2 separate regions of the Homo sapiens genome follow, and region 2 is linked to region 1. Evidence: read pairs that join two places in POLR2A ChIA-PET (ENCODE). Cell type or tissue: Caco-2. All regions are shown on one strand. Each heading gives the region's core, and the rest is flanking DNA. Links, peaks and the distances in the headings are about the cores only.

What was found. Peaks named below come from ENCODE experiments on the same cell type or tissue, not always from the same donor. Only the 100,000 strongest peaks of a DNase experiment are listed, where the experiment ranks them.
Region 2: POLR2A ChIA-PET joins it to region 1 with 5 read pairs; 2 of 35 experiments call an interaction of 5 or more read pairs at or near these places.

The regions. Positions count from the first base shown.
Region 1 is chr13:99,124,359-99,135,301 of GRCh38, forward strand. No RefSeq gene overlaps it. Among named protein-coding and RNA genes, the nearest start is that of DOCK9-DT, 43 kb to the left of the region's middle. RefSeq lists an enhancer at 711-810. In Caco-2, for the core only: no CTCF peak of the experiment used is centred there; no DNase peak of the experiment used is centred there.
Region 2 is chr13:98,958,652-98,963,651 of GRCh38, forward strand. All of the region lies in intron 1 of DOCK9 (dedicator of cytokinesis 9), which reads right to left. Among named protein-coding and RNA genes, the nearest start is that of DOCK9, 17 kb to the right of the region's middle. In Caco-2, for the core only: no CTCF peak of the experiment used is centred there; a DNase peak (open chromatin) is centred at 2,940.

The sequences.
Region 1 (10,943 bases), core at 2,441-7,440:
GCCCCTTGGTTGGATGAATTCTGAGTCTTGGTTTTCAGAATTCTCTAGTGGGATCGAGCTCTATCTGCCCATGGTGGTAATTTGCTTGATAATGTGCATCCTTTATTGGCTTTCTTGTCTTCTCTGTCTCATGTCCACTATTTCCAGTGTTTTCCGGGACCCTTTCTCAAATTCCTGGCACTTGAATTCTTATCTCAGGGTCTGCCATTGTGTGAGGCTCAGCACAATGCCTAGCTAGCACATAGTAGGCACTCAATTAATTCATCCTTGACAGGTCATTGATCAATATTGCAGATGGGATTTCTGCCTTGGGAGAGAGGTGACACTATATGACCGTGAAGGATTCTTGCAGGTGCAAAAGTCTTCCCACGTAGAAATCAATGTCTTTCCAACTAGGAGACCTAGAAAAGGAGCTGTGAGGTGGAAACATATGAAAAAAAAATTTTCTCCCCTCTGTGCCAACGTGCTTTCATATGTGAAGGAGGAAGCGAGGCTCACAGGTTGGTTATGAAATCATTCAATTTCAATTTCTTGAGCCAGCATATCGCCTTTTATGGACACTGCAGCCCAGGGTAATGTGCAGGGAGTGATTTTCCATCACGTTCTATATAGTTCACAGCAGAACCAAAAATAAGATGTTCAAACCCTAGAGTATTATATTATGAATAAATACGGTCAAATCATATACCAAATACAATTATGATTACTCCATGACCAGAACTCTCGTAACACTCCTTTATGGTTGGTTGACACTGCATTCATATTTCTGTGTCTCAAGTGAGGAAATGAGTCACCAAAACGGTAAAAAAAAAAAGGCGCTGAAAACTGTCTGGCTGCTGTCTGAAGAGAGCTGGAAGAAAATGTTCCTGACCTCCCCCACCATATGCCCGGGCTGATGGGGGCTTCACCACAGTCCCAGACTCTCAAATCTTTCTGACATATTTTCATAAGAGAATAAAACACTGTAGTTAACGAGCTATGTAAGTTCCATTTGTGAATTGGTGTTTGATGAAATGATACATTGTAGAGGTAAAATGGGAATGTGAAAAGCAGGGTTTTTTTTTTTTTTTGTCCTAACAACTGAGTGTTTCATATGGTTGAGCAAAATCACATTTTAATATAGTTGAGCGTATTCCAAATGAGGTCTCTGCCTCCAAGGAGCTGCCTTGCTGGGAAGTCTGTAAAGTTCACATCCTTTTAACAGAACCGGAGTTGATGGAACAGGACAGTCAGGGAGGGGTCTGCACCTGGAGTTGAGACATGCCTGTGGGTGAAAATGGTTGCTTGGAGGGAGGAGACCCCCACACAGGCAGCGGATCACCTGCAGAGAGGACCGTGCCTGGCAGAGGACTGGGTGGTGCCCAGCACTTTGGAAGTCTAGAAAATAAGTAGTATATGGGTGTAGCGCAGACTGAGGCCTGGCAGCAGGGAGCAAGTAATGTGTGATGATCCAAACAGACAAGCACTAAAAACTAAAAGTAGGCCGGGCACAGTGGCTCACGCCTGTAATCTCAGCACTTTGGGAGGCCAAGGCAGGCAGATCACGAGGTCAACAGATCGAGACCATCCTGGCCAACATGGTGAAACCCTGTCTCTACTAAAAATACAAAAATTAACTGGGCATGGTGGTGCACGCCTGTAGTCCCAGCTACTCGGGAGGCTGAGGCAGGAGAATCACTTGAACCTGGGAGGCGGAGGTTGCAGTGAGCCGAGATCGCGCCATTGCACTCCAGCCTGGCGACAGAGCGAGACTGTCTCAAAACAAAAAACAAAACAAAAAAGAAAAACTAAAAGTAGATCTACCATTAAAGAACTAAAAGGAGAACTACCATTTGATCCAGCAATCCCACTACCAGGAATCTACCCAAAGGAATATAAGTCATTATGTGAAAAAGACATATGCACACACATGTTTATAGCAGCACAATTTCCAATTGCAAAGATATGGAACCAACCTAAGTGTCCACCAACAAGTAAGAAAAAGAAAATGTGCTATATATACACCACGGAATACTACTCAGCCATAAAAAGGAATGAAATGTCTTTATGCAGCAACCTGGATGGTGCTGGAGGCCATTATTCTAAGTGAAGTGACTCAGGAATGGAAAACCAAATATCGTATGTTCTCACTCAAAAGTGGGAGCTAAGCTATGAGGATGCAAAAACATATAGAGTGATGTGATGGACTTTGGGGATGCAAGGAAAGAGGTTGGCAGCGAGGTGAGGGATAAAAGACTGCTCAGGTGATGGGTGCATTAAAATCTCAGAATTCACCACTAAAGAACTCATCTATGTAACCAAAAACCACCTGTACTCCCAAAACCATTGAAATTTAAAAAAAAACTGAAAACAAACAAACAAAAAAAAACAGAAGCAATGATGTCTGGAAGCCCCAGTACTGGCTAAAGGAACAGTCACTTGTCAGGCTCCAGAAGTAAGTCTAGAAGACTTTGGAACTGTGTACTTAGTGGCAGTGAGGAATTCAGTCACTAGAACTAGAACTAGAACTGTGGTTCAAGAAAAAACAGCAACACAACAGATTTGGTGAGGACTCACTTCATCTATTGAACTAAACTTTTAAATATCCCTGCAGCTAAAGCCAGAACTGGCCCCAAAGCTAAGCATGGGAAGTTCAAATTGCTGAGCTTGTAGTGGGGCGCATATTAGTCCATTAGGAGGTGGCTGGGCAGGTGCAGGGGCAGGAGATCTGGCAGGTCACACTATGAGTAACCCTGAAGAAGAACATCGATTTCAAGAAGTAAATGGAGGGAGAGACCCCTCTGGTTAAAATTGAGACCCATGATGAAAGGGACACCAAGTTTCCTAAAGCAGAATTGGAACAAAAGTAAATTTAATTTCCTATTTTTAAAAATGGGATCTTAGAAAAATGAGAGACTAAGATAAAAAATTCATTGTATCCTAAACCAAAGAAACAGTTTCTGGGATGTATCCATGGCTCATACTTATTTTATGTGTTTGTCATTTCACTGGGTGAAGATATAAGATGCAAAGTTATCAAAGCAGGGCATGATAAAATTCTGTAAAGAGAACAAAACTCTGGATTATAAAACTGGACTCAAAAAGAATCCAGAGAAACTTAAAATTAAAAACATAAAACCATTTATATTAGCACCAATAAATTAAATACTCAAGTATACATATAACAAAATATGGGCCAGGCGTGGCGGCTCATGCCAGCACTTTGGGAGCCCGAGGCAGGTGGATCACCTGAGGTCAGGAGTTCGAGACCAGTCTTGTCAATATGGTGAAACCCCGTCTTTACTAAAAATACAAAAATTAGGCCGGGCGCGGTGGCTCATGCCTGTAATCCCAGCACTTTGGGAGGCCAAGGTGGGCGGATCACGAGGTCAGGAGTTCGAGACCAGCCTGACCAACATGGTGAAACCCCGTCGCTACTAAAAATACAAAAATTAGCTGGGCGTGATGGTGCGTTGCTTCTAATCCCAGCTACTCAGGAGGCTGAGGCAGGAGAATCGCTTGAACCTGGTTCTAAAGTTTATATGGAGAGGCAAAAGTCCCAGAATAGCCAACAAAATATTGAAGGAGAGGAACAAAGTTGGAGGACTGACATCACCTGACAAGACTTACCATAAAGCTCCAGTAACCAAGACAGTGTGGTATTGACAAAATAATAGACAAATAAATTCCCAGAACAGAATAGAGAGTCCAGAAATAGACCCACATAAAATTGGTCAGCTGATCTTCGAAAAAGGATCAAAGACAATACAATGGAGGAAAGAGTCTTTTTAAACAAATGGTGCTGGAATGACTGGACATCCATATGCCAAAAAATGAATCTAGACACAGACCTTAGACCCTTCACAACAATGAACTCAAAATGGACCACAGACCTTAACGTAAAGCAAAATCCTAGAATATATAAAACTTAGAATGTAACATAGGAGAAAACCCAGGTGACCTTGGGTTTGTGATGTTTGTGATGGCTTTTTAGATACAACACTAAAGACACAATTCATGAAAGAAAGAATTGATAAGCTGGACTTCACTAAAATTAAAAATTTCTGCTCTGTGTGAAACATTGTCAAGAGAATGAAAAGATAAGCCAGAGACTGGGAGAAAATGTTTGCAAAAGGCATCTCTGATAAAGGACTGTGATCAAAAATACACAAAGAACTCTTAAAACTCAACTGTAAGAAAACAACATGAATAAACAATGGGCCAAAGACCTTAACACACATCTCACCACAGAACATATACAGATGGTAAATAAGCATACGTAAAGATGTTCCCACCAGCTGCGGTGGCTGACACCTGTAATCTCAGCACTTGGGAGGCCGAGGCAGGCGGATCACCTGAGGTCATGAGTTCAAGACCAGCCTGGTCAACATGGTGAAACCCTATCTCTAGTGAAAATACAAAAAAGAAAAAAACAATAGCTGGGCATGGTGGCACGTGCCTGCAGTCCCAGCTACTTGGGAGGCTGAGACATAAGAATCACTTGAACCTGGGAGGTGGAGGTTGCAGTGAGCCGAGATGGTGCCACTGCACTCCAGCCTGGCGACAGAGTGAGACTCCATCTCAAAAAAAAAGATTTCCACAACATGTTTCATCAGGGAAATGCAAATTGAAAGAACACTGAGATACCACTGCACACCTATTAGGTTAGCCTTAATCCGGAACACTGCAACACCAAATACTGGCAAAGATGTGGAGCAACAGGATCTCTCAGGCATTGTGGCATTGCTGGTGGGAATGCAAAATTGTACACCTATTTTGGAAGGCAGTTTGGCAGTTTCTTAAAAAACTAAACATACTCTTTACCATACAATCCAGCAATTGCACTATACGATATTTACCCAGAGGAGTTGAAACTTATGTTCACACAGACACCTGCACATGGATATTTATAGCAGTTTTATTTATAATGACAAAACGTGCAAGCAAAGAAGCTGTACTTCAGTAAGTAAATGGGTAAGTAAACTGTGGTACATCCAGGCAATGGCATACTATTAAATGCTGAAAAGAAATGAGCTATCAAACCATGAAAAGACATGGAGGAAACATAAATGTATATTACTGAGTGAAAGAAACAAATCTGAAAAGATTATACACTGTCTAATTCCAACTATATGAAATTTTGGAACTGACAAACAATGGATACAAAAAGAGATCAATATAGTTGATCCTTGAACAACAACAAAGTTAGGAGTGCCAACCTTCCATGCAGTAGAAAATCCATGTATAACTTTTGACTCCCCCAAACTTAACTATGGGTAGCTTACTGTTGGCCAGAAGACTTACTGATAACATAGTCAATTAACACATATTTTGTATGTTATATACTATATTACAATAAAGAAAGCTAGAGAAAAGAAATGTTACTAAGATAATCACAAGGAAGAGACTATATACTTAGTATTCATTAAGTGAAAGTGGGTCATCATAAGGGTCTTCATCTTTGACATCTTCACACTGAGTGGGCTGAGGAGGAGGAGGAAGGGGAGGACTTCTCTTGCTGTCTCAGGAGTAGCAGAGGTGGCAAGGTAGAGGAGGTGGAAGGGAAGGCAGGCATACTTAGTGCAACTTTTATTGAAAAAAAATGCATATCATTGGGCCCATGCTGTTCAAACCCATGTTGTTCAAGAATCAATTCTAGTTTCCAGAGGTTTGAGAGAGGAAGGGGAGCACAGAGGATTTTTAGGGCAGTGAAACTACTCTGTGTGACACTATAATGGCGGATGCATGCCATTGTACGTTTTTCCACACCCATAGAATCCACAGCACCGAGAGTGAATCCTGATGTCAACTACGGGCTTTGGGCGATGACGATGTGTCAATGTAGGCTCATCAATTATGGCAAATGTACCACTCTGGTAGGGGAATGTTAAAAACAGGGAAGGCTATGCATGTGTAGGGGGCAGGGAGCATAGGGGAAATCTCTGTGTCTTTGTCGCAAGTAAACCTAAAACTGCTCTAAAAAATAAAGTCAATTCAAAATAAAAAGAATCTTAAGAGAAACTTTGGGGAAAAGGCATCTTCAATATCCAGATGTTCTGTTTCTTCTGAACTCCAATCAACTCCAGAAGAATCTGGAATACAGAAGGGGGCCTTGGGCTCTGCCACCATTCTGTTAGAGTTGGCCAGGACCTTCCCCCTGCCGGATCGGAGGGGTGAGGCTGGCCAGCAGCAAAGCCCTGGGGTAAGATCAGAGAAGCCTTCTTGGAGAGAGTTTGGTCTGTGGAGATCCATAAACCCCATATTAGTCAGCGTTCTCCAGAAAAACAGAATCAATAGGATGGTTCACTAAGGAATTGGCTCATGCAATTGTCAGGGGCTGGCGAGCCTGAAATGTGCAGGGCAGGCTGGAGACCCAGGGAAGACCTGGTGTTGCCGCTCTGGTCTGAAGACAGCCTGGAGGCAGAATTCCCTCAATGTTTTTCTTAAGGCCTTTCAGTGATTAGATGAGGCCCACCCAGATTATGGTGGATAAGCTGCTTTACTTAGAGTCTACTGATTTAAATGCTAATGCCATCTAAAAAATACATGCATATCACATCTAGACTGGCATTTAACCAAGTGTTTGGGTACCATGGCCAAGGCAAGTTGACATAAAATTAACCATCATAGATCCCCCACCCCGCCAAGAAGAAGAATAATTCTGATCCCTTACAGGCATCTTGGGGAGAGCCTACTGGTATCCATGAATTCCAATGAGCTAGAGAAGAAGGGAAGGAAGGAGATTGATGCAGCTTTCCTGATGAGGCTGAGGACATGAGCCCACATAGCTCAGAAGATGACACAGCATCACAATAGAGAACTGATTTTATGTCACCTGTCACACTGCAGGTCAACAGGGCAGACACTGTCTTGCTTTCATCATTCACAGGATGGCCTCCATTTAAGTACTGGGGTAGACTGATAATACCACCCCAACAATGTCCACATCCTAATCCCTGGAACCCATGAATGTATTACCTTCTATGACAAAAGGCACTTTGCAGATATAACTTTAAATCTTGAGATAAGAGATTGTTCTAAATAATCCAGGTAGGCCCTAAGTGTAATCACAGGGTTCCTATAAGAGAAGACTAGGAAGGTCAGAGTCAAAGAGGGAAATATGACAACAGAAGCAGAGGTTGGAGTGAGTGCTTTGAAGATGGAGGAAGGGACTGCATGCCGAGGAAGGCAGGTAGCCTCTAGAAAGAAGCTGAAGAGAGCATGGAAATGGATTCTCCCCGAGAGCCTCCAGGAGGAATGCAATTCTGCTGACATCTTGATTTTAGGACTTCTGATCTCCAGAATCATGAGACAATGAATTTGTGTCATTTGAAGTCACAAAGTTGTAATCTTTTACAGCAGCCATAGGAAACGAATACAAATAACTTAAGGTGACACAGTAGCAACAGAGAAAACATAATCAGAATACCCATAATAGGCTGGGCATGGTGGCTCACGCCTGTAATCCTAGCATTTTGGGAGGCCAAGGTTTGCAGATCACCTGAGGTCAGGAGTTCAAGACCAGCCTGGCCAGCATGGTGAAACCTCGTCTCTACTAAAAATAGAAAAATTAGCTAGGCATGGTGGTGCATGCCTATAATCCCAGGCACTGGGGAGGTTGAGGCAGGAGAATCACTGGAACCCAGGAGGCGGAGGCTGCAGTGAGCCAAGATTGTGCCACTGCCACTGCACTCCAGTCTTGGTGACAGAGAGAGACTCCATCTCAGAAAAACATCAAAAAAAGAATACCCACAATAGATAGGTTTTAGGGAAATAAAATTGTTAGAGAAGACAGACAAAAACTTCAACTAAAATATAAGAGCTCATAACAGAATTTGACTATGGCACACGCACACACACATACACACAAACTTTCTGGAGCTGAAAAAGGTTTAACTAAAAGATTAAAAGACAAAATGGTGGTATAGAAGACAAATAGAAAAAGGCTTAAAAGACAGAAAATGTACAAAGAGATGCCAATCATGAGGGGAAAAATGAGAAGACATAATGAGGATAAATAACAGGATTCAGAAGCATAAAAAGAGATGGGCTTGCTAGAAAACAGAATCAAATCTGATGCAGTAACAGGTCAATGGGGAGTGTGGTCTCCAGGAAGCAGTTTGAAGGGAGAGGAGTCTGAAGCAGGGAGGAGGGAGAGCAGGCACAGAGGCCCAGCCAGCTGGCTGCAGCTTCCTAAGAAGCACAACTGAATGCTTGGTCTCCTGGGATGTGTTCAGACAGGTGGTGTAGACCACTGGATCTCAGAAAGTCCTTCAGAAGGAGTAGTAGGTGCTCTCCAGCTCCCACTGGTCAAAGGTCAGGTGTTCAGACAGGTGGTGTAGACCACTGGATCTCAGAAAGCCCTTCAGAAGGAGTAGTATGTGCTCTCCAGCTCCCACTGGTCAAAGGTCAGGGATGCCAGTGACATGGATGTCACTGTTACATTTGTTACAGCCCCACTGGTCCCTGAGGCTGTGTTCCTTTTTTGGTTCCAGTCTATTTTCTCTCTGTCTTGCTGTCTGATCTTCAAATGCACATTTTGTGGCTAATGCCCATTGTGCCTGTTATCAAACCATCGTTTGATTATATAACTGTCCTCATTTGTACTTCAGTGTTTTAAAAGAATCTAGCCTTAGAGAAATGAGCCACAGACAAAATACACAAATGCTCAAAACAGCCAGTTCCTAAATAAATAAATATTAGATTGAAAACTAAAGCTGGTCCCTAGGAGGTAGGTGATACATATCCATCATTACAAACCAAATCTTTACTGAGTTGATTAACACAATTAATTGAAATGTTAACAAGAGGAGTAGGAAGGTAACCTAAAAGTCACAGACTGATATAACAAATAATAGCTTGGAAAAATCCATATTTACTGTTGTTTTATCTTCTGTAACACTTTCCAGGGAAGATGGAACAAGTTTGGCTAAGCCGTAATGTCTAAAATATCCCCCAAGAAACTGCACATATTTTTTGCCAGTTTGCTCAGTTTGATCATATGAAGTTCAGTAATAACTGTAGGTCTCCTGGCTGTCAAGCCAGAGGAGGCTTGGAATGTGACATGTGACACACTGACCTGCTGCCACCCCCACTTCCTATAATGCCCTCTCAGAAGACAGTGCTGGAAAACTCAGACAGCAGAATGAAAAGAATAGCACCAGAAGAAGTAAAAGCTTTCACAGCCAAAAGGCAGAGGAGCACTTCTGGCTGAATTAAAAGGGTGATTGGGGCAAAGAGAAATGAAGGGTACCATGTTGTTTAATAAGAAGGAAGAGCTATGAACTGTATTTACTCATTTTTTAAAGTTTATTCGATTTTTTTTTCATTGCTACTTGTCCCTTTGGCCTTATCACCAAAGCAGTGAGGTGGAAGTCTGAGTAAGGAAGGAGAAAAATCAGTGCTGTGAAGAATATGGAATTCAGTCAGGTGGGTTTTAACCAACTTAGAAATTCCCTGGGAAGATTCTATGGGGAGAAGATATAACAGGAAAAGTAACAGATTTTTTTTGTTTTCCAGAAAACTGTCAGCTCTAATTCTCATCATGGGGTCAGGGCCAGCACATAATTTTCAAGCCTTAGAGCTCGCCAGGCACCAACAGCTCCTGAGCACGGAGCTGGAGGAGCTGTGATGAGCCCCCTGGGCTTAGGCAAGGGGCAGGGAAGAGGCAACAATGGCACCCAGCTGAGGACCGGGCCATGGTGATAAATGGGAAGCCCAGGCCATTTCAACCAGAACCATGCTTGGAAAATCAAGCAAGTAAGATGATGTGTTACAGAGGATAATGTGTGTGCAAAAGGGCATGTGTGTGTGTTTGTAGATGCATGAAGGTTTTTGTGTGAATGTAGAAAGCAGGCTTGGCCATGGTTGGAGGTCACCAAGGTATAAAAATCCTTCATGGGCATCAGTCTAAGATTTTAAAAAATGAGACTGGAGAAGAGGCCAGGCAGTGGAAAACAGGCTCCAAAATAAGGGGGAAAACAGGCTCCAAAATAAGGGAGAAAGCAGATTCCACCCCTCTGGCTGAGACACAGGGGACAATGCCCCTCAGCGTACTGCAACGCTGAGGGCACATTAGCTAAGCTCCAATGTGAGACATATACTCTGATAAGAATGCTTGGAAATGTGTCCATTCCAGAAAATCCGGGACCTACGGTTGCTGTATCAGCAACTTGCCTTGGCCAAGTATCGGTGAGTGCATTTGATTCTACTTCTGTGGTGTCCCCAGATCTATGCCTCCTTCCCACACCACCAGTGCTGGCCAGATCCTCTTTCTCTTTCATCGGGGTGCCTTTCTCTCCACCCACCTCTGTCTTCTCCCAATACCCGTCTTTCCTACACACTGATGTTAGTCCATCCTCCATTTTCATCCTCCATTGCTCAAAAGTAGCTTCACTGACTGTAGTAAAACGTCCAAACTCTTTATTTTGGTGTTCAAGACTTTCTGCACTTAGACTTTGTGGCCAACAGACCATCGGGTGGCACTCATGTTTGTGCCCTGTATAGTCCTCTCCACATGGGCATGAGTGGGACTTGAGACTTCCTTCTGATAGATTATGGCAAAGGTGAAGGGATGTCATTCCTGTGAGTTTATATGTACAGGGTGTGTGTATCGCCAAATAAATATATAATGTTTTTGACTTGCTAGCACGTGCTAGATACTCTTTCCACTGCTGGTTTAGAAGAAGCAAAGTAGGCCGGGTGTGGTGGCCTACTGTAATCCCAGCACTTTGGGAGGCCGAGGCAGGCGGATCACCTGAGGTCAGGAGTGCGAGACCAGCCTGGCCAACATGGTAAAACCCTGTCTCTACTAAAAATGCAAAAATTAGCCAGGCATGGTGGTGGATGCCTGTGATCCCACCTACTTGGGAGGCTGAGGCATGAGAACTGCTTGAACCTGGGAGGTGGAGGTTGCAGTGAGCCGAGATCATGCCACTGCACTCCAGCCTGGGCAATAGAGCGAG
Region 2 (5,000 bases), core at 1-5,000, 170 kb before region 1:
CAAGGGCACAGCCTGCTTTAGAGTTATCTTTACCCCCTAATAGAGTTAATCCCCTTTCACCAATTTAGTAATTCTTTATATTAATTTTCCATGTTCAATTATTGATGTGTTTCCTGTCTCTGGACATATAAGATACAGATATGTTTACAACTCTTAACATATTTAATGATTTTTTTGCATCTATCTGATTAAACTTGGGTTGCTTAAAATGTTTGATAATAAAAATATTCATGGGTCAGTTTCATGTATTTAGGGCACCAAATAATACTTTAATTAGATGAATTTCTGTTTCCCCCCAAGGTGTATCTTGGAGGTATCTAATGAAAGGATGCAATGTTGTGGCTACTGTCTTCCTTTTGTGTGACAAAGTGTAACTTTCAAGGTGTTTTTACTGTCACAATTACCACTCAACAACTGAGGCTGGAAACTGAGGATCTCAAGTTAAGCTAATTGCTACAAGTGTCCCACCAAGTACCCAGCAGGACTGGATTGGGACAGGACACAGTCTTCTGTTAAACAGAACTCTTTCTTCTCCCATACTGGGCTGCCCTTTGAACAATGTGTGCTTAGCAATACTCAACCATAGTAAATGTGTGAAAGACAGTTTATAAGCCAACATTTCTGTTAAAGACTGGTCATGCAGTACCATGACCAGGAAAACTCATGGTACTGACTGAAAAATAAGAGAAATCTTATGGAGGATTAACATGAATCAAGGACTATAAAAATTTTCAACTTGTACAAACCCTACCTCAGGTCACTTAATGAAAGAACTCCTAGTGACCTCATAGGGCAGAGGTCTTCAGCAGCTGCTGGAAGCACTTCCGGGACACATGACTGACTCCAGGGAAAAGGGATCAACTGGGAGTGGCTCACCTGCTGCCTAAGTTAAGAACAAGGCAAAAAGCTCTTGCTTCAAATACAAATACTGGGCACAATGCCTCCCTTCTACAGGTGTCCTTTGACGGGGGAAAGAAAGAAACAATCAGAGGAGAATGGGTGGAGAACAGAGACTGGTGAGGGAGACAGGGAAAAGGGAGCAGAAGGAGATGCAGGGGAGGAAAACGAAAAGAGAGGCAGGGATGGAGCCACCCTGGGGAGGAAACTGAAGACAGAAATGGCAGAAGAGAGGGGCTTGGGAGACTTGGAGGTGGATCTGTGGGAAGTCACACCACTGTATCTACCAAATTGTGGGTTAAGAGGATAATTGCCTATTTTCAACTCTTTTTTAAACTGTGATTCACTGGTGACAGCTGTTCACTGTTCTTCAGCCCCGCTAAGCTTTTCCAGGTGCTGGTGGGGCATGGAGGCGGGGACAGCCCACTAGGGTAGGGAACTGATTGGCCTGAGACATGATTAGTGACAAGAACATCACGCTAACAGCAAAATGACATAGGCTAATTACCAGACTGCCGGTCCCCACTATTATTTGCAAGAACGAGGCCTGGCACAGATCTGGCACACAGCCGTGGTTTTAAAGCTATCGCAACATGCTCAAATTCAATTCTTCCCTTGGTGACAGACTTCCGAGGGAGAAGTTCTTAATTTTCTATCTTCAAAAGAAAACCAGAATTACCCAAATTCTGGTTGTTGGTGGAGCTGCTCCGGGGCCATCAGCACCATCATGTTTGAAACCCTGAGAATTCATGAGTTTGAATTGTGAATATTTCAGGATACTATTTTTCCCTAAGCATGGTGAGGCCTGGCTGACTCCCAAGCCTATGACATTCAGAACATACACACTGGGTGACTGCTGCTTTTATAGTGTATAAAAATCTAACTTGGTCTATGTACAAGTCCTTCAGCTTTCCCCGTCACGTAGAGGCTCAAGTCCTTATCTGTGAACATTCATTCCTCAGGCTTCCTGTGAAATCAGAAAGGGAGAGGGCGTACTTTCAGTCCACAAATAGTCCATAACGGTGGTTCTGAAAGTGATTTCCCGTGAAATCAGAAAGGGAGAGGTAGTACCTTCAGTTCACAAATAGTCCACAACAGTGGTTCTGAAAGTGGGTTCCCAGGAACTGGTGATTCAGCGTCGCCTGGGAACTGGTTACAAACGTAAATTCTGAGGCCCCAGTCCAGAGCCAAGTCAGGAGCTCCAGGAGCAGGGACCAACTACCTATACTTGAACATGCTCTCCAGGGGATTCTGGAAAAACCCTGATCAATCATGATGCCCCAGGAACTACATTAGAATTTTCAGTTTCAGGGAGGAAGAAGAAACAAGGCCGGTACTGAGCCTTCTCAAGGTTACAGACCCCTTTGAGAGCCTGGATCTTCTCCCCCTGAAAATTGTATACATTCTTTGCTTTCTATGATTGTATACACAGCTTTGAGGGGAGGGCTGTAATTCCCTGGAGAGTGGTCATGTGGAACTGAGTTGAAGCAGCCCTGGGCTAGTGGAAGAGCCAGGCCTGTAAACATGTAGCTCAACGTAGTGAGAGGTACTGGCAGAAGTTAAATGCAGAGCTAAGGTCAAGCCCATTGCCCTCCATGGGCTGTTAAGTTTCTTCACTTTACTAAGGAAGGGATGCTTGGAGAGAGCAAAGAAGAATGAGAATTCTTCAAGTGGGCAAAAGTTTGAACTCCCTACCAACAACAGAGCCCCCACTTAGCTAGGCAGATGCAAGGTTTCCAGTCTCATGGTAAGCCCGGGGGCCCGCCCAGCAAAGAGGCAATGTTGCGTCCACTGTTTCTGACACGAGCCAGCTCCAGTCCCTCCCTCTACAGGGATAATGTGCCCCTCCCACCTCTACACCTGTCACAGTCCTGCAGCCCCTTGGGTGACGGTCTACAAAGAACGCAAATGTGGCAATGCAGCAAAAAAGTTAAAGCCAAGCTGCTCTAGCCCCAGGCAGGCATATAGCACTTCGCATGTAACTGGGGGGCCACCTCCCTCCTCCCCACAAAGGTGGCCTTTGGCGCCTTGCTGCCACATCCTTACTTAGCAGCAGTCCTGGGATGCCTCTCATGACAGTCCTCGGCTTGCTGTGACCTGCAAACACTCAGCTCCACTATCAGTGCCTCAGGGCAGGGCTGAGTCTTGTTATCTTTGCCACCCTCAGCATCCCACTCAGGCCCCAGGGACACGTCCTGTGGGGCTAAAAGAGCTTGCCAGTGGTTCCCATACAGCTCCATTGTTGCTGGGCACCTTGGCTTAGGAAGATTTCCAGGAACGTGCCCACTGTGTCCACCCAATGTCATGACACAGAAGATGGGACGCCATGGCACAATTCAGACATGTTCTAAGGTATGTGGCCCCAGGACTACTTGGCGGTATGTAAGATTAGTCATTGCACAAACTGAGAATGCCCCCAAACTGCATTGCTCATGTACAAAAGAAACCTCACAGAAGCTTTTCCAATCCTAAAAATTCCTGTGACATTCCCAGATGTTGTGGAACTAGAAGAAACTTTTCTAAACTCTCAATAATAAAATACAAATTTGGACTAATCATGCCAAGGGAAACACTGATCTGTTCTTGCAATGAAGAATGATAATACAAAATCATGATCATATGAAGAGGCAATAAAAGAATATGAAGCCCTAAAACTATAGGGAAGTAGTATGGAGGTGTATCTAGAGGTTCATTGATAAAAATGTGTTGTTTCCCTGGATTTCTGGTGTTTATGGCTTGTGTTAGCTTTTTAAAATTTCTTTCTTTTTAAATTCTAAATAAATGTTCACCTCCGTGCCTTATTTTGTTTTCAAATGTTGAATTATTTTTCTTAAAGAAAGCCCCTAAAATTCTGTAAGCTTTGTCCCTCACAAAACCTGACTCTGCCCTGATAGGGTCGTGTGTCCACACGAATGCTGACGAGGATGGCAGCATGGTTAGGAAAGCCGAGCTGTGCAGTCATGTGAGGCTGCTGCTGGACTCAACTGAGTCAATGCATGGAAAAGGCAAAGCCTGGCAAACTGTAAACACATATTATAATAAATAGAGCTATTCATATTATTAAATATGTTGCTTGCATGATAGGTTTTAAAAAAAAAAAAAAGAAAAAAAAACTTTCCTTGACCTCCAGAAACATACAAAATAAAACAGGCAATAATGACAGGGACATGCACAAAGGAAGACAAATAATGACCCAATATAGAGAAAACTGCATCCAGACACTGAAATTCAGGGGCTGAACCCAAAGGAAACAGACAGCTGCTTATACCGTAGATGGGACTGAGTATTGCTGTGGTGTGTGCCAGGGAAGACGAAGAATAACCACAGCTGGGGGTGGGCGATAGAGAAAAGCACTTCTGACCCCCTCCCATTAGGGCAGCTCCATGACAGCAGCAGGGTCTTGGATTGTGAAGAAGAGAGCAGGCAGGCAGGACACCCCATGGGACACTGCTCACAGAGGGTTATGTGGCATGATCAGAGTGGGTGGGGAGAAAGAGCTCCTCATCTCAAGGGACAACATGGACACAGGTGAGCCACTGATACCGAGGCCCCGCCAGTCCCCATCTACTGAGCATGGCAGCGGGCAGCATGGCGCGCCTCTAGCAATCACACTTCCCTACACCTCCCATGGGGGCCAGAAAGCAGGACCCCAAAAGGCCCCACCATGATCCCCCCACCCTTCAATCTCTTGGAACTCCCTCCCTCCCACAGCATTTGCTGCTTAGGGTCTGGCGGCCCAACATCATGCAAATTGAAATTCCAGATCAAAAGGCAATCAGAAGCAGGAAATGTTCTTAGTGCCAGGAAAATGAGATTCCTCTGGATCCAGCAGACCTGCACAATGTTCGCCCACAAACTGAGTTCAGTTCTGGCCAAACATGTACAAAACCTCGAAAACCATGGGAAGAGCTAAGCTCCAAAGAGCACAGTAATTTCACTGCTCTTGCCTCGGATGTGATAGCTTCAAATGAACTTTCCAGTCATTTCTTGCCCTTGTGTCTCTGGTGATTAAATGTTAAGAAGAGCTGAAATCCCAAATGCCACTTCTTGAAATAGCAAACTAAATGGCAACTCTTGGAGCTATTTTAAGAAATGAGAAATTC